Regions from separate parts of the Mus musculus genome. Here region 1 is linked to region 2. The links are chromatin loops, found by intact Hi-C in ENCODE. Cell type or tissue: heart. All regions are shown on one strand. Links, peaks and the distances in the headings refer to the core of each region. The heading gives the core; the rest is flanking DNA.

Evidence for each region. A loop is a pair of places that touch in the nucleus more often than their neighbours do. Peaks named below come from ENCODE experiments on the same cell type or tissue, not always from the same donor. Only the 100,000 strongest peaks of a DNase experiment are listed, where the experiment ranks them.
Region 1: a loop joins it to region 2, with 6 times the contacts of the local background. A loop is called at or near these places in 9 of 42 quality-filtered maps.

Annotation. Positions count from the first base shown.
Region 1 is chr15:75,583,654-75,592,897 of GRCm38, forward strand. No RefSeq gene overlaps it. Among named protein-coding and RNA genes, the nearest start is that of Gpihbp1, 8.4 kb to the right of the region's middle. In heart, for the core only: a CTCF peak has its summit at 3,950 (motif pointing right); DNase peaks (open chromatin) are centred at 3,974 and 8,298; H3K27ac peaks cover 166 bases; H3K27me3 peaks cover 816 bases.
Region 2 is chr15:75,675,023-75,684,266 of GRCm38, forward strand. Top1mt (DNA topoisomerase 1, mitochondrial) reads right to left here and starts at 3,778. Exons shown (of 14, transcript NM_028404.3): 1 at 3,631-3,778; 2 at 997-1,109. The coding sequence starts at 3,734. In heart, for the core only: no CTCF peak of the experiment used is centred there; DNase peaks (open chromatin) are centred at 3,519, 3,719 and 4,389; H3K4me3 peaks cover 1,746 bases; H3K27ac peaks cover 1,477 bases; H3K27me3 peaks cover 540 bases.

The sequences.
Region 1 (9,244 bases), core at 784-8,783, 91 kb before region 2:
CCATTGAAATTACTAACTATAATTCTCAGGCCACACGTTATACATCATGCAATGAATATACCTCTCTGTACATGTATGAATGTCAGTTACAAGATGGTCGGAAAGGATTCATGAGGCTGTAAAAGAGTTCAGCGGGTTCTAAAGAGGCCCAACTGAAGGCTAGTGGGGGGTGGGCAGAATTCGAGTAGAGACTAGATGCAGAGGGAAGCTCTGCAGGGACTGGATAACAGACCATGCTGGAGGCCCTGAAGTCAAGCTTTGGGGTGGTCAGAGTTGATCTCTCAGGGGAAGGCACAGCCTAATAAAAACCACTGTTTACACCGTATGGAGTAGCTCAGGACAAGGCTCAGCCTGAACTCTACATTCAGTGTCCAAGAGAAATTACCTAGACATAATGCCACCAGCTGAAGTGCCATCCTGGGCATCAAGATGCCTCCAACAAGAAGGTGCGGGATGCTGGACAGACAGGGGTGCTCTAGGAGAACCCTAGCTGGTGTTAAAGGGTCTATGCAGGCTTTCGTGTAGCTAAATCGGGGTCCGGCAGGACCCTATCCCTCATTGGCCACACACTCTGAGACCCTGTGTCTCCTTAGGCTGGGACTTGGCCAGTAGAGGAGGGTATCAAGGACTCTCCAGGGAACAGCAGGTACTCCTACTGAGCTGACACCCAGGCAGACCCAAGCCTAAAGTACTCCTGAACAGCACATGTGGGCTGTCCCTAAAGGATCTAGACTCAGAAAGCAAAGCTTAGGCTACCTTCAAGCCTTAGGAAGCTTCCAATTGTCCCAAACAATGGTACCAGATCAACATACTGAAGGAAAACACCCTTCTGCCCCCAGCCGCAGCGTGGACCATGCCCACCTTATCTCTTTGTATCTGTAAAAGAGCAGTCTCATTTTTCTACCAGAACAAGACCTATTCCCTGCACCAAGGGAGAGAGAAACTACCCAGGTCTCCACTCTCCAGCACAGTCTGAGAAAGTGGACCCCAAGGCTAAGGGTCCCTGTCCCTATCTTGGAAGCACAGATTCAGAGCAGGGCTCCTTCGCCTAAGCTCCAGGAAAGATGCTGGATCCTAAATCTTTACTGGGGAGTGGCAGGTGAGGGAGTTGCACTTGGCTGTGCTGGAAGTGCCAAGTCTATCCACTCCCCAGCGACTGCAGGTTCCTTGTACTACTCAGGCAACAGCACCAGCTCCAGCATCATGACACCCACCTCACCTGCAGCCTTTCCCCCAGGCCAAGAGAGGATCTGGTGGCTGGAATCCCCTGGAACTTGGGCTGTTGCATCAGTACCTACTCAGAGCTTGAAAAGCCTCTTGATGCTTCGTGCCACCTTAGCCTCCCAGAGATGAACAAGAACCCTGGCAATTTCCCAAGGCTAAGTTTGCCACCTAGTACAAAAGGAGCTGGTTGAAATCTAGGCTTAATCATTGAGCAGTAGTAACCATATCTAGTGACTAGCAAACTCGTGTGATCTTATTGGTGGTGACCTGTGGAGCCCCCTGCCCTGGCAAAGGGAGAGCTCTATCTGGGATCATGACCAGGTCCCTCTCTGGCCTCAGCTGGGGGTTCAGTGGGTTCCTGATTCTATTGACCCACTGAAGTATGAGAAGCCCTCACATAGGTCCTCTGGAATCTTTGGGAAGTGTGTGCCCCTCCCCCAGAATATACACAAAGAAGTATATCTATCCTTGGCAGAGCCCCCTCCAACACACACACATACACACACACAAACCCTATTCCAGATGGAGCTAACATGACCAGATGTAGAGCAGAGAAATGGGAAGATGCCAGGTTCCTGGTGTTCAGCTGATCAACATGTCGAGCCTCTCCCAAGTCTTGAGCTCCTAGATCTCCAACAGGGGCCCTGCCTACTACAAGAAACCAGGCTCCAGCTCTCCACACGCACAGCTGCCTCCCACTTGGTTAAATTCTGCAGCTGTCTTCATCTCTGTCTTTTCTCCTGCCTTGGATGACATTGCTCTTTAATTTCCCAAGCCAAATGCACAGCTAACAAATGTCAGCCTTCTTTTCTAATATGCTCTGAAAAGCAAGCAAAGCTCCAGAGGGGCCCAAGAGAAGAGGAAACTCGCAGAGCTGCTTGTCTGGGGCTTTGTATAGGTCTGTGCCTGTCACTGGACAAACGCTGGGGAGAGTTTATTAAGACTGGAAATTCTCTGAACAAGAGAAAGCTCCACACCTGTACTCCTGGCCCAACTACGTAGACGACACTCAGGAGAGAAGCCACATTATGAAGACCCCTGTTCATCTTTAACTTGCCTTGTTAACTAGTGGCCTTATCTGTCTGATACCATTAGTCTGGGCAATTGTTGCTAATGTGCACCCCTTTCAGGTATTGCTGGTTAGTCCTCTGTAGACCAGGCTGGCCTCTAACTCACAGAGATCTGCCTGCTTCTACCTCTCAAGTGCTAGGCATGTGCCCAGCCAAGAGTTTGCTAATGTCATTAAACTAAGCCTTGTCCCCATGTTTACATGACCAACTTGTGGCTTTACCATGGAGCTAACTGCATGCAGCACACCTACCACCACCAATATGTAGCTACAATCCTTTGATCACCCATAGCCAACCCCTTGTCTACAGGGTGCTCAGGGATGGTGTCCTTCCTGAAATAGGCTGCAGCATTTTAGAAGGCAACCTTACTCACAGTTTAGTGTGTTACAGTCAGCTACTTTAGAATCCAGGGGTGCATCTCAATTACTCCTCGAGGGACAGAGCTTCTGTAGAGCCAGCAACACTGGCCAGAGCTCCATGGTTCCTATTATGTCAGCTTAGTTCTCTATCTCACACTCAGCTGCCAGCTTCTCCATTCTCAACATCGCCATCTTAGCCCTAACTCTGCATCCAATCCTAACCTCTGTTTTCACTGTGACTGTCAAACGGAGGCAGTCATAGAATCATGTTCTGAAAGTCGTATCCTGAAGTCCTGATCCCCAAGCCTCAGTGAAACAGAACTTTAAAGATACGGTTTAGGTCTTAATCCAATAAGAAGAGATCAGAACAAATGGACAGACACACAAGCAGACACACATGGGAGTAGGACGTGGTGAAGACATAGGAAAAAAAATCACTTCTACATACAAGGAGAGAGGAAGCAACCTGGCTAACACCTTTATCTTAGGCTCCCAACTCCGGAATTCAGAATAAAGCACCAGTCACTTAGGCTACCCAATCCATGACACACACAACAACCCAGAAGAGTAATATGTTGTGGGTGGGTGCCCACCACAGGCTCATCACCCATGCCAGAGGAGAAGGGGCTCCATGACCCATAGTTGCAGCCTTCCTTGCTAGGAGTGTCAGCACACCTGTGCTGCAGAATTGAAAGCAGCAGCCATGGCAGAGAGCAGGGTGGCAGCGGACTCCAGCTGAGCATTCAGGCACAGCGCCTGATTCAGTGAGGATCATTCCTGGCTGCCCATCATCCTGCCTTCCCTAGAGAAGCCACAGCTGCTCGCTGGCCTTCCAGTAAATTCCATTTCTACTCTGATAAGCTGAGGACCATCCCCGCTGTGGGTAGCTAGGAGCCTGGCAGGCAGACAAGGCACCGTGATGGGGAATGGAGGGTTGCCAGGCTGGTGATTTGGACTGGCTGAGCTAACAACAGACAAAACACAGCCAGCAGAGACAGAAGAGCCTCTGACAACCCACATCTCACATGGAACTAAAGAAGAATCCTATAAAAGGTCTCTCGGGTCACCTAGCATTAAGTGCCCCGGAAGGCACCGTCTTTGGGGTTAGAGCAAGACACTAAACAGAGAGAGGATGGCCCATAACTTTCCCCAATCTACCTAAAGGATCTTGGTTTTGCTATATGGCTATGCCTGGGCACCAGAGTCCTAGCTGAGTCCTCATGCAAGGGTTTAGGTCTGTAGCAAGCCTTCCACCCTCAGGGAGTGTTAGCAAATAGGCCAAGTCCCAGCAGGCCAGCAGGTGGCAGGGCAGTTTTCTAAGTGCTCAGTCTTCCTCCTTGCCCAGGATCCTCACCAGAAGATTCTCCTCCCAGATAGAAATGGTCAGAAACATCCAGGAATACCCCTTCCCTACCACTACATGCCTCCAACTAACTTTGGACTCCAGCCAGATCATAGCATATCAACCTGGAAGTGAAGGTATGCAGGAAAGATTCTCAAGATGTAATTTTACATTAGCAAAACACCAGTGACTACATTTGGAAGTAGAAAAGGCTCCGTCTGAGGTTGAGCAGGGTGTGCTTGCTGCTTTGGAGTCTCGCAGCAGAGGTTCTGTGTTCCAAAGGGCAGCTGCAGCTGCAGCTGCTGGCTGGACAGTAAAGATCTGCTTCATTGATGGAAACCTAAATTTGACAGTGGTCACAAGCAGTTGAGAGCCTGAAAGATTCAACTGATAAGGAACTGCTGACATAGGGAACACCTGACCAAGGTCTGCAGTTAGGGGCAAGGCCCAACCACTTCCCCTCTAGCAGACCAATTCATGGATTTGGCAGGAAGGACACAAGAAAGAAACAAAACATACAAGTCTCTGGATCCTCTTGAAAGTCACCAGAAACACACACACACACACACACACACACACACACACACCTAAGTATATAAAACATGAACAGTTGCTGGGAAAAGGAGAGTCTCCAACCAGCCGAGCTGTCTGCTGGTCAGACTGAGAGCTCAAAGGATATAGCTTTGAGCCTGGAGAAATGGCTCAGCGGTTAGGAGAATTGACTGCTCTTCCAGAGGTCCTGAGTTCAATTCCCAGCATCATGGTGGTTCACAGTCCTCTGTAATGGGATCTGGTGCCCTCTTCTGGTGTGTCTGAAGACAGTTACAGTGTACTTATATATGTAAAATAAAATTTTTTTAAAGAAAGAAAGAAAGGGCTTTCATGAGTGGGTCTTAGGGAGACACACCTGCCTCTGCGTTACTTATGCTCCTGTACATAACTCCCCTAATCCCACTGACTCACTCCGGTGGAATCATTTCTGGGGTTTGTTAGCAGTGCTCTAGCTAAGATGATATTTCTTCATATCTTTCCAAGAAAAAAAAAATCACATAACAAACCTGGCTATGCATGCTGTTAGCAGCCTTGCTTGGAGCCTGTTGCCATCTGTCAAAGAAATCAAGCAGTGTGCACAAAAAGATGCCTACATCTCTTGGGGAGTTTGGGAGAGACTCCAGGTTCTCACTGCTTGGCTTTTTTTTTTTTTTTTTTTTTTTTTTTTTTTTTTTTGATTGCCCACAGTGTTCGTGTGTAGGTGAAACGGATAGGGGTGGAGGGGTGGAGGGGGGTGACAGAGTAGTGGCCTAATTCTGCTCTCTAGCTCCTTTAGCTATGTGCCATAATCTTGGGGTGAATTTCTGCTCTCTAGCTCCTTTAGCTATGTGCCATAATCTTGGGGTGAATAAATACACCCAAAATTTCCAGGATCCCTCACAAGTCCTTTGGTCCTCCAGGTTAAGGATAGAGAGGACATGACCCCAACCAGCTTGCATCCCCAAGGGCTCGACAGTCAGCACCATGGCCAGAGGCACAGGCTCTCTGGGTTACTTCCCTAAAACTCACTACATTACCTGGCAACTAAGGAACTCAAGGTGGGTGAGGTATGGTGGCGCATACCTTTAATTTAATCCCAGCACTCAGGAGGCAGAGGCAGGTGGGTCTCTATGAGTTCAAGGCCAGCCTAGTCTACATAGTGAATTCCAAGAAAGTTAGGCCTATGTAGAGACACAGCCCTCCCCCGCTTCTCAAAAAAAAAAAAAAAAAAAAAAAAAAAACAGAGTGAAGGAGGGAGGGAGGGAGGGGGAGGGAGGGAGGGAGGGGGAATTTCAACTCGAACTCAGCCCTGTTTGCTGTGATGTTACTGGGACATACAAGTAGGCATCTGGAAACAGAGCTCTCTGTATCAGGAAGTAAGTCACATCAGCCTGCTCCTGTCAGCTCTGTATCTCACTTGAGACTGAAGGTCCGTGACAGTTTCCCGTGGCCCTGCTCAACTGACCCACTTGAAGGTTCTGAAAGGTCTGTAGATGCCCAAGCAACAATGGAAACCCAGAATCTAGGAGCCACCACTGCAGGGGGCACCAGTGCTCTGACCTGTAACCTCTCCAGTGTCCAATCCTCCTCACCCTGCTTATTGTACCAGATTGCTATGGTCCTGTGCTGGCTAGTCTATGTCAGATTGACACACAGACTGGAGTTATCTGAAAGGAAAAACCTCAATTGAGAAGATGCCCCCATGAGATCAGATTATAGGCAACCCTGGAAGTCATTTTCTTAATTAGTGAGTAATGGGGGAGGGCCCAGTCCATTATGGGTATTTCCATCTTTTGGATAGTCCTGGGTTCTATTTAAAAAAAAAAAAAAGCAGGCTGAGCAAGGCAGAGGAAGCAGGCCATTAAGCAGCACCCTCCATGGCTTCTGCATCAGCTCCTGCCTCTAGGTTCCTGCCCTGCTTGAGTTCCTGTCCTGTCTTCCTTCAGTGATGAACAATGCTGTGGAAGTGTAAGCTGAATAAACCCTTTTCCTTCCCAATTTGTTTTATGGTCATGATTTCAGCCCAGCAATAGAAACCCTACCTAAGACAGGGTCTGTGGTGGTTTGAGTATGCTTGGCCTAAGGAGTGGCACTATTAAAAGGTGTGACCTTCTTGGAGTAGGTATGGCTTTGTTGAAGCACTTTGTTGACCCCTTGTGTCACAGGTGGGCTTGAGACCCTCCTCCTAGGCACATGGGAGCCAGTCTTCTCCCATTTGCCTTTGGAACAAGATGTAGAACTCTCAGCTTCTCCCAGCACCATGATGCCTGCCTGGATGCTACCATGCTTCCCACCATGATGATAATGGACTGAACCTCAGAACCTGTAAGCCAGTCCCAATTAAATGTTGTCCTTTATAAGAGTTGCTTTGGTCATGTTGTCTCCTTACAGCAATGGGAACCCTATCTAAGACAACTCAACCCTTCTATAATGTAACATTGCCCTCAAATACCACCTCTCAAGCTTATTCCCTGGGCAGCAGAGTAAAGTCAGGAAGGACAGCTCTTGCTGGAGGCACCGTCCCCAACGTGTAATTACCCCTGAAGAGCACCTGGATTGGGCATCTTGTTGAGCCTGTTCCCCAGCTGTGAAGTTGAATCAAACTGAATGTGGCTTTAAGATGTCCCCAACACTGGAGCCCTTGAGTTGCACTGACTCAGAGTCCAACTGTCTTAGTCAGGGTTTCTATTCCTGCACAAAACATCATAACCAAGAAGCAAGTTGTGGAGGAAAGGGTTTATTCAGCTTACACTTTCCACATTGCTGTTCATCACCAAAGGAAGTCAGGACTGGAACTCAAGCAGGTCAGGAAGCAGGAGCTGATGCAGAGGCCATGGAGGGATGTTACTTACTGGCTTTCTTCCCCTAGCTTGCTCAGCTTGCTTTCTTATAGAACCCAGAACTACCAGCTCAGGGATGGCCTCACCCACAATGGGCCCTCCCCCTTTTTGATCACTAATTGAAAAAATAGTTTACAGCTGGATCTCATGGAGGCATTTCCTCAAGAAAGGCTCCTTTCTCTGTGATAACTCCAGCTTGTGTCAAGTTGACACACAAAACCAGCCAGTACACCAACTGAAGCCAAACTCAAGAGCAGGCTTTTCCAAACAGGCAGGCAGCTGGGCCTTAGTGCATCATGCCAGGGACACCGCCCCAGGCCTAGTAAGTCAAGCCCAGGGCCCACTTCCATTGTAAGGGCCGTCCAGTTTTAAATCATTGTGTGTGCCTGTAGCTGCTAAATTTAACTTACCCAAGGGTTTTCCTTTTAGAGGTAGGTACATCCTGTTGAAAGGAATAATCATTCTTCAAGAACATTTCGCTTAAAAGAACATGGCTTGCAGCAGCATGCAGAGCCCACCAGGCCAGAAGCTGAGGCTGCTGCCAGACAGGGATGGGTCCTGGTCAAGATAACTTATTGTTGTGCAGAGAAAAGGCCAGCATGGTCTAGTTGGACTCCCGGGATGTGAGGAAGGATGGGAAGCTATAGTGACCACTGCTGCTCTGGGGAAGAGATGGGGCAAGAGCTGGGGCCCACCTCCTAGCCCATACCCCAAGGTCATCTTCAGACAGCCTGTCTCTTTGTTTCTCCTCCTAAGATGTTGTACTGGCTGGTTTTGTGTGTCAACAAGCTGAAGTTATCACAGAGAAAGGATCCTCCCTTGAGGAAATGCCTCCATGAGATCCAGCTGTAAGGCATTTTCTCAATTAGTGATCAAGGGTGGGAGGGCCCACTGTGGGCGAGGCCATCCCTGGGCTGGTAGTCTTGGATTCTATAAGAAAGCAAGCTGAGCAAGCCAGAGGAAGCAAGCCAGTAATTAACATCCCTCCATGGCCTCTGCATCAGCTCCTGCTTCCTGACCTGCTTGAGTTCCAGTCCTGACTTCCTTTGGTGATGAACAGCAATGTGGAAAGTGTAAGCTGAATAAACCCTTCCCTCCCCAACTTGCTTCTTGGTCCTGATGTTTCGTGCAGGAATAGAAACCCTAAGACAGTTGTACTTTAGGAATTTGGGCCTCAGTATATAGCAGGGTCTGAAAGGTAGATTTCTGGGCCCTTAGAGCCCCAGGTGAAGCTGAGACAGCTGGTGGGGGCGGGGGAGAGGGGGTTCGTGCAACACAGGGTTCTCTGTCCAAGCTGGGGACATCGGGGCCAAGTTGCATATCTCTGCCTTATTCTGGGCCCTAGTCTGGAGGTCCTGCATGATGTCCTTACAACCCACTTCAGCCCCTTGGAAGCCCAAGTCTGCAAGGTGCCGGTCACCCCTGACCCACTCTGAGCTCTCTGTGAGATGACCTTCATGATCTCAGGACTCATCCAGCTTTGCCCAAGTCTCCAGTTGAGGCTTGAGCAGGTCTTGCCTTCTCTCTCACTTCTCACAGAGGATCCCAAAGGAGAAACAGGGATAAGCCACCAAGGTGATTATTTTTCCCTAGTTCAGCAAGGTCTGCCCTCCCCAAGGTGATCAGAGTTGCCAACAGTAGGGGGCTTGGGCAGGAGGTGCTGGACCCCAATAGGAACCCCTAACTCCTTCTAGTGAGAATGTGGCCCAAAGCCTTATCTGAGATTTCATAATGACATCTATCCGGCAGGGTCCATGTGAGACATCCCGCAGCTCTGACTCCTGCCTACCGCAAGATGCAGACTCTGCCAAGAGGCCCCATGTGCCTGCCACTGGCTGCTTCAGCTGCTCCAATGGCTGTTGTCCCAATCCCCACAGC
Region 2 (9,244 bases), core at 627-8,626:
ACCAAGGCTACTCCTGAGAGATGTCTCTCAACCAAATGTCTGAAGAGTTCCAGGACAGGAATTTCAGAACAAGCGTGTGCGGGTAAAGGGTTTGCCAGATGACAGCCTGGATCTGATCGTGGAACCCACGTAAAATACAATGGAAAAAAGAAAACTGACTCTGCAAAGATGTCCTCTGACTTCCACAGTGCACCATGGCACATGCGCCAGAGGTCACATCATGGGTACGTATGGGCCCAGCATGTGTGTACACAATAGCAAGGCAAAGGCAAATAAATCTATCTGAGTTCGAGACCAACCTGGTCTACACAATGAGTTCCAGGACAGCCAGGGCTATGTAGGCAGACCCTGTCTCAAAAAATAAAAACTAAAAATATTTTAAAAGGAAAGGAAGGGAGGGAGGGAGACAGTGGTCTAGGTCTGGTAGCCCATACCTTTAATCCCAGCACTTGGAGACAGAGGCAGGTACATATCTATGAGTTCAAGGTCAGTGTGGTCTGCATCAAGAGTTTCAGGCCAGCCAGGACTATGGAGCGAGACCCTGTCTCAAAACACCAAAAACAACCAACAAACAGGACCAGGACACACACGCATACACTGTATCTCCTCTACCACCTCTTGCCAGGAGTGTACAGAGGAGAGCCTGGGAGACCAAAGCAGCTCACCCAAACCTGGGCAAGTCTGGACACAATTCGTGTCCCTGAAGCACAAATCTGTGTCTCTCCTTCCTTGTAGCAGCCTGCCAATGGTCATCTACACACACACACACACACACACACACACACACACACACAGAGTTTCTGGGGCACTCCAGTGTTGACCCCTGCTATCCGCCAGTCCGTCAGGAACTTCTGAACCCCAGGCAGGGAAGAGGACTTTGCACCCCATGCTGGGAAGGTCAGCAAGCCTTCTCAGCATACAAACCATGTACTGAACGAAATCAGCCCAAAGCACTAGGCAGCCCAATCACGGGAGTACACACCCCCTGGTCCTCACCATCGTAGAGGAAGTGCACTCCGTCAGGAAGGGGCTCGTAGGCTGGGGTGAAGTACGGGCCCTTGTGCTCCAGCTGCCTCCACTTCACACTGCTCTTGCTCGTTTCTTCCCACCTGAAAAGACAGGAGAGCACCTACGTGGAGCACGGCACTCACATCAGGCCTCTGGCCTATTACCTAGGAGGAAGATAATGCCTGAAAGGGGGCGGGGCTCAAAAAGCTGTCAGGCTGCCATTCTCCAGTGCGCATCTGCCAGGGTACAAACTCGGGGGCCCCAGCTGAGTAGAAGCGGGGGTGGGGTGGGGGGACAGTGCCCTTTTCTGAGGCTCAAGGGATCTCTAGCTTCATCCCTCTGAAATCTCTTCCCAGGCGTAGCCATCACACCTGGTAACTAAGAGTGGCTGGTATAGGTAGCCCCGCCTGTGAGGAACAAGGAGATGGAAGACATGACTCTAACAATGCACAGGGAAGCAGAGAGGTAAGGAAAGCAAGGGCAGGGACAGAGGCAGGACACCTCAGGGACTTTTGAAGAAGGGACGGCCATTGGGTGTGACCTAACTCTGCCGGCACCAACACAGCATACCCTGGCTGGCTCTCTGCAAGGTCCGCGCAGTTTGTCTCCCGATCCTCCCAACACAGGGCATCCTCTCCCAGGCTAGGCCCACTCTGGAGCCAGTAGGGCACAGCCCAGCATGAGGCCACAACCTAACTACATGAACTCTCCTGGCCTGTTCATCTGAGTCTGTCCTAGGCCAGCACTGCACCAGGGCCTGGGACGCAGACACCAAGGTAATCGGGATACTGAGATCCTGGGAGAGGGCTGGACAGGGCATGGGTGGTTTCTTAGCAGTAAGGACTCGGCTATCAGAACGGACACATGAGCAATCCCAGGGGCGCATCAGGCAGGAAGGGAGGAGGAAGACTCAGACATGAGCCTTCCTACAACCTGGGTGAGGGTTTTCCAGGCACATGCTGGGCTTCCAGGCAGCCATCCTGGTGGGCCTTGTTGGCTCAACTCTGTATCCTGTGAGAGGCAAGAGGCCTACTGGTTTGAGGAAAGAAAGGATCAGGAAAATAAAGAGCATGTTACTTTTGTTTGTTGTGTAGCCCAAACTGACCTCAAACTTGACGCACTCTTGCCTCAGCCTCCAAAGTGCTGGGATTATAAGTATAAACTATCATGTCTGGTTTGACTTTTTTTTTTTTTTAATTTTCGAGACAGGGTTTCTCTGTGTAGCCCTGGCTGTCCTGGAACTCACTCTGTAGACCAGGCTGGCCTTGAACTCAGAAATCTGCCTGCCTCTGCCTCCCAGTGCTGGGATTAAAGGCGTGCAGCACCGCTGCCCCGAGACAAATAGTTTTTTAAAGGGCCTTTCTCGCTCTTCCTGCAAAGAAGGGACCAGGTGTGGTGGAGCTACAATGCCTGAAAGTGAGCATAGGTGGGGAGGTCAGGGGACAAGGGACCATGTCCTGAGCCAGTAAACAATTCCAGGTGTGCCCTCAGAAAGTAAGGAGCGGGCCGGGCTTCATAAACAGAGCAGCTCTTGCAAAGTAGCCAGAACTTGGATGCCTGAGGGGTGTGAGGGGTGAGAGGTGTCCCATGAACCATGCAGGAGGGAAAAAGAGAAAAGTGGTGGCCAAAGGTTCCCAGAGATAGGGGTTTAAATCCCATTCCGCTTCTCATGTGGGTCTAGGTGGGGAACAGTTCGGTGGCTGCATGCAGAAGTGCTTCGTGACACGACTCAGGCAGCTTTCCTCCAACATTCAGCCCAATTCGATGTCATAAAATGTGGACAAGCACCTCAGAACCTACACTGAGCGGCAAGCTCATTACCCAAACTGCTAGGCGAAGTCTACGGCCATCCCCATTTCACAGACAAGGACACTGAGATTGGGGCTATAAACAACTACTGTGGCGTGGCGTGGCGTGGGTGACATTCCTTTGTCCCACTGGAGAAGAGTATCAAGGAAGTTACCCCGATGTCCTGCTGTGAAGCCCTGTGTCTTCTCCTAGAGGCCACAACTCAGCCCCATTTGGAGAGTCAGGACAGCCCTGTCTTTCCCCTGGAATTTCTAGAGCCTAAGAGCTTAGCTGCCCCAGTCCGGGGCTGAGCTATCAAAAGCAGGTCAGCAGGTCAGCTGTAATGGCTGGCCCTGGAAGGGCTGTCTTCGCTGTGAACCCACCCACCACTCGGGCGATTAGACCAGGACATCCCCGCTCCCCAAGTGCTGTGAGCAACAATCCCACAACCCAGAGCTGGGCGCTTCCGGGAACCTCAGTACACGAGGGAAAGGTTGAAAAATCAGAATCTCACATATAATCTCAGCCTGGACAGCCATCCCAACCCCTAGGAAGTCCCTCGGGGCAGGCTGGTGACGTAAGGTAGGTATTGAAAGCTAAGGCCACGTGACAAAGAGTGTAAGAATCGTGGAGTGGGCCTGAGACCAATCAGGGAATCTGGGAACCACACTCCAAAGGGACCTCCTCCAAACCAAACGCGGCAGCCTGGAGGCCCAGACCCAATTACATGGGTGACCGATTTTTCCCAATGTGTCCGGTGTGGCCCGGCACAGGAGCAGGATTAGGCAAGTCACTGAGCCCTGTCTCGCCTGAGCTCCGTCCCACCCGCCTTACCCGGCTCTGTTCGCCTTCGCGACCCGGGACACCTGACAGGAAGGGACGCGGCAGGGGACATGCTGGAAACGCCGGCACAGGGCTCTGAGCCACAGCAGCAGCATGCGTGTGCGTGCATGCGTGGGCTCTGCCCGCTTTCCGAGGCCACGCCCTTCTGACAGAGCTCCGCCCCCACACGTCCAGGAGTCCCGCCCTGCCCGCCCACCTTGGGAAGGCGTCCCCAGCCAGGGCCGAGCATTGCCCCTCTCCCAGCGCTTCTACCTGCCATGGCAACCTGAGGAAGTCATGAGTAGACACACTTGGTCAGAGGGCCCTATCTACCCATCTAAGTGGCAAAACACCGAGTACCCACACCTCCAGGAGGACGCAGTTGCAGACACCAGCTGCCCTGCTCAAAGCAACTTCCTCTAGGCGACTGACCAACAGCACTGGAAGTCCTGCAAAAACTGCTGTTGCCTAGGCTCGCCGCCAAGAGACCAGGGCCATAAGCCATAGGCTCCCCCCTTCAACACATTCAGATCTGAAGACATGTGTACCAAGATCTCAAGACATTTGTACCAAGCAACAAAAATCTCCTAATCCGCGGACAGCTGCTCCCCGAGCCAGCAGCAGGCAGCCTTGGTATTTCCACTGAAACAGCACACAGGCCTGCAAGAAAGTGGTGAACAGGAAAGGTAAAAAATGAGACGGAGACCAGCAAGAAAGAGCTAGCCTATCCTGTAGGTCCCGCCCACGGTTACCAACTCACTGGATTCCTACTGACATCTAGCGGCCCGAGGCAGGAACAGAGCCGGGGAGAGGCTAGTGGGCCCCCTGCTGGACACGGCCAGTACTACAAAAAGTTTGCTGAGTATGATCAACAGACCAGCAAGACTTTGGGCATTCCAGGTCTGTAGCTGGCTGTCCAGGACCCTTGTACCCTTGAAGACCAGCTGGAGTTGTGACAGTTGGGGAGCATGGCCTCACAGCGTTCATATCCTCATAGCAGGTAAAAGGAGCCCTGTTTGCAACTGAGACCAGGCTTGAGGAAGAATTTCAGGTAGATGATGATGAATGCTGGAGCTGACAGTCAGACCTCCTGAGCCCAAAGTCCGTCATAAGGCTGTTCTGTGACAGCAGTGTCCACTCACACGTCGTAGCCGCCAACAGAGAGCTGGAGGGTGGGGAGGGCTTCATTGTGTAGAAGCCACAATTCAGGATAAGCAGGGGCATTTGACTTCAATACAAACTCAATGCAACCATCTCATTACGAGTAACATACAAGCGTTTTCACGTCGCTTTCCTCAACTTGATGGGCTACAATGGCCTGTGTCTGCCTGTGGGAGTCCACCATCTGCTCTTTACTAGACAAGTTTAATTTCTCTGAATCTCAGCCTCCTCCAGCACCTCCTCCAGAAAGTCTGATAAGAGCGAGGCAGACACATACACACTCAGAGACTTCAACCGCCTCTCTCCCTGGCGCCCCTGAAACCCACAGCTCAAAACTCCACTGCAGCAGCTGGAGAGATGGCACAGCCAATGAGTGCTTGCTGCACCAGCATAAGGGTCTGAGTTTGAGCCCTAGCACCTATGTTGAAAAGCAAGGTGGCACACTCTTGTAACCTCAGCTCTGGGGAGGCAGAGACAGGCAGAGACAGGCTGGCTTGATGGCCAGCCAGCCTAGCCAATTAGTGAGTTCCAGTAGGTTGACTGACACCTGAGGTTGTCCTCTGGTCTTCATTTGCGCGCGCGCGCGCGCACACACACACACACACACACACACACACATTGTGTGCATGTGAACGCACACCCATTGAAGCTCCACTTCAAGCGAGGCTCCTCTGAATTTCAGCTCGCACCTCCCCAACCATCCACAGCACAGAAAACTGCCCCACCATGGCCCTGAGGTTTGCCAACGGCTCTCACTGTTTCCTTATTATCCGGCCCTCCCCATGCAGATTTTTTTTTTCTCTGCTTCCTCTCAAAGTTCCCCAGATCGCCTGGCTTGTATTCCGGCCAATCTCTTTGAGACTCGTCCCCTGTAGCTCCCAGCTTATTGTAATCTCTTTGAGACTCTTTGCTGCACTGCCTCCCTGGTTCTGCATGCTGCACCAGCCTTGGCAGTACCTAACAAGATCACTCTCACAGCACATATGTCTCTGGGCAGGCTCTATGTCCAGGTCCAGTCCCACACACACACACCGGGGGCCTCCCCTCATCCCACACACACCGCTTTCCCCCCTCCTGTGGTCTTCTCCCGACCTACCACTGCCTTCCCTTTCTTCTCTCTCAAAGGGCCCAAAGTCTCCAGTTTAGACTTACCACACCCTGACTCCAGTCTCCCGACTCTGTGTTCCCACCTAACCTGCCATTTTCTTCTCTCTTGGCCTTTTCAGGTCACACACATCAGCCACCTCAGTGTGTAACATGTACAAGAAGACATCAATTAGCCGCACATGGCACACAGGGTCATGGACAGCTGAAGTTTTCTAGCATACGCCAAGGAGTATCAGTGACGGGACCCTCCTCCTCCTTCCCCCTAACCCCAACACCTGACCAAGTACAAACAGCACACTGTTCTCAGAGGTGGTTGGACCATCCCATTGCCCAAGTGCCAAAGCATGCGCTTTCCAAGTTTCTAAGAGTCATTTACAAAAGGGGCCAACAAGATGGCTCAGTGGATAAATCCTGATAACATGAGTTTCATCCCAGAACCCGAGTAAAGGTTGCAGAGAATCAATTCTGCAAAATTGACCTCTGACCTCCATAAGCATACCATGACGCACACGCATACATAATAGATGACAATATAATTTTAAAAAGCTATTTACACGGTGTGATTCTATTTCTACTGTAAAAATGTATCAAGTACTTCTACACTTGATCTTAGACAATCAATACATCAGCCACTTCTAAATATCTAGGACTAGATATTTCTTACAGAATCACACAGCATTGGTAAATAAACTTGTAAGGAATGGTTATAATCTGAGGATCCATTGGAGTTACCGCCGCTTAGGACTGTGCTCCTGCCACCGAGTAGTCTCTGATGAACTGCCTCCATGTGCAGCAATGGACCTGTCTCTTTCTTACACGTCAGCCATTCCCATTTTAACACACTGAGCCAGGTTGTTCTGGAACATCGTGCTAAAGAGAACTGAATTTGCTATCCTGCCCCTTCACAGATGCAACTCTGTCATGGCCTGGGACAACACAAGGCTCAAGGTGGATGGTACCTGTGGCGTCTGCAGGCAGGCGCCAGCCACTGAGCCCAGCACACACGTGGCACCCTCTAGTCACTGGCCAGGCCATCCTTGAGACCCACCTTTACAAGCAGAGCTGCAAGCTTTACAGAAGGAGGGACTCTGGATGCAAGAATCCAAGGAGACGAGCCTGAGTGCAGATCTCCCCAGCAGAAGCAAGCCCAACCCATGGAGAACTGTCTGGCCCTGCCAGATCCTTTCAAACACACACACACACACACACACACACAAACACGCTGTCACTGTGAGGTGTCACTCACACCCACATAGAGCAGAACCTCTGGGAGCCCCAGGCTGCACTCCCACACCGCTGGCTGGCACTTCGGCAGAGAGTTTGTCTCCGTTTTAAATTAAAACACAGATACGTCTTGCATTAATTTGAGTAGTAAAGTTTAGCACCCACTCAGGGCTTTCATAAAATATACAAGAGCACACGACACGGTTTTAGAACACAAGAGAGGAGGGAGTTCACACTTGAAGTGTCTGAGAAGATCAGTCACCAGAGAGATGGCAAAGCTCCACTCATGCCTCTTTTCCACATAGAGCCCAATGACTGGCACGGCTTCTAGAAAAATCCGAATCTCTTTAGCTCCACCCGACTTCTGAGTAGTAGCTATGCACAGAAAGCTTTGTCTTAGAGGCTTAGGTCACTCTGGGAGCAGCCTGTTTTTCCTCAGCGGGCTGACTGACCCACCGTGTCACACTATCCAGGCTGGAGACACAGAAGGGGGGGGGGGCGGTGTGCCTTGCTTTGAGGCAGGTTTGCAGAGGAACAATTGCTGTTTGTCACTGTGCATGAGAACTCATCTCATGAGAAGGTCATTTCTCAATTCCTGTGGGACCGAGGCTTTAGCTCGGAGGTCCATCAGCCTTCATGAAGACCTCAGAAGAGGCCAAAGAGGAAGCTTGCTCCACAGCTGCTGGGATTCCCTGCAAGACGTCTGAGAGCAGAGCCCCTGACCGGTCATGTTCAGAGCAGAGAGTAAGAACCGCCCACTGCACCAGAAGAGACTAGGGATCAGGGTTTTTGGATCATGCCTTCAAATTTGCTTTCCAAGATTCTGGGAGACCATAAAATAGATGTTAAAGGCTGGAGCAGCAGAGAGCTGAAAGAGCTCCAGCGGGAGGTGAGGGTACGTTGCAGAAGGTTCCCTCTCAGAAGAGAGAATTCTAAACGAGTCTCACGCAGCACAGGTGGGCCACAGACTCTCTAGGTAGCTGGAGATGACCCTGAATTCCTGATCTCCCCACTTCCACCTCCCAACCCCTGAGATTCCAGGGGTGAGTCCTCCAGGCAGTTTAGAAACAGAAACCCCCCAGTCAAGGCTTGGAGGGGCCGCCACTGACCTGGCTGGGCGCTCGGGACCCGTGTGCAAAGATGGGCCACCCAACTCAAACCTCAGACTCACTAAGGAGACTAAGAACCCTGCTGCCGTCAGTGCTCCTGTTGGGTGGGTGAGAGCCTACAGTGTTGAAGGTGGGCTCCCGGGGTAGGAAAGTCCTTCTCCCTGTCCCAGAGAGCCCAGCAGCCCTCCCCATCAGGGAAGGCCAGCTTTATACCAAACTTCTACCTCTGTGTCCCTGTCACCAGCACAGTGACCATAAATTTTGTCTGAGAGTCGATAGAAGAGAATAAAAGCCTCAGGCTCAAGCAGAATTTCCAGCCTTGCCTTTTTGTCCTCTGCCACGGGCTCAGTCCAGACTCAGTCCTTGTAGCGTTTGTGACCCAGTGGCCACTCTCACTGGGCAGACTTATTTCCCAGCCTTCCTTCAGACCCAGCTGTGGGGTATGGGCACCGCTGGAATCTGACCACCCCAAAGTGTTCTGAGCTGACAGGACCTTCACCCAATCAGCTGTCGGTTGTGCGGAGGCTGACAAAGGAGGGCCTCTCACAGGAGCGAGGCCTTGTAAAGCACTTTCTTTCAGGGACTCAGAGTGTGTGTGCGTGCATGCATGCACACACGCGCACACACACACACACACACACACACACACACACGTCACCTCCCACGAAAAGGGGGTCTCATAGAAGCAACAGAGCAGATCTGGCCAAATGTCAGCACAGCTATGAAGCTGACCATAGAGCAGATTCCAGCCTGTCGTGCCTCTTGGCTGCTGTTTTTGATGATGGAACACATCTGACAAAGTAGAGGTACCGGTGCAATGGATTCCCCTGACTCTCAGCTCCTGCAAATCCACTGTTCTAATATAAAGATGGTCCCAATGGTGTAGTTGCTCAGAGTGCTTCCTTGACACCCATGGGAGTTCTTCGAAGCCACTCCACCCAGCACGCACGGCGCCTCACCCACAGACACCTCAGCAGCACCTCACATGGCAGGGCTGATCTGTTAAACAACAGCCAAGATACCAT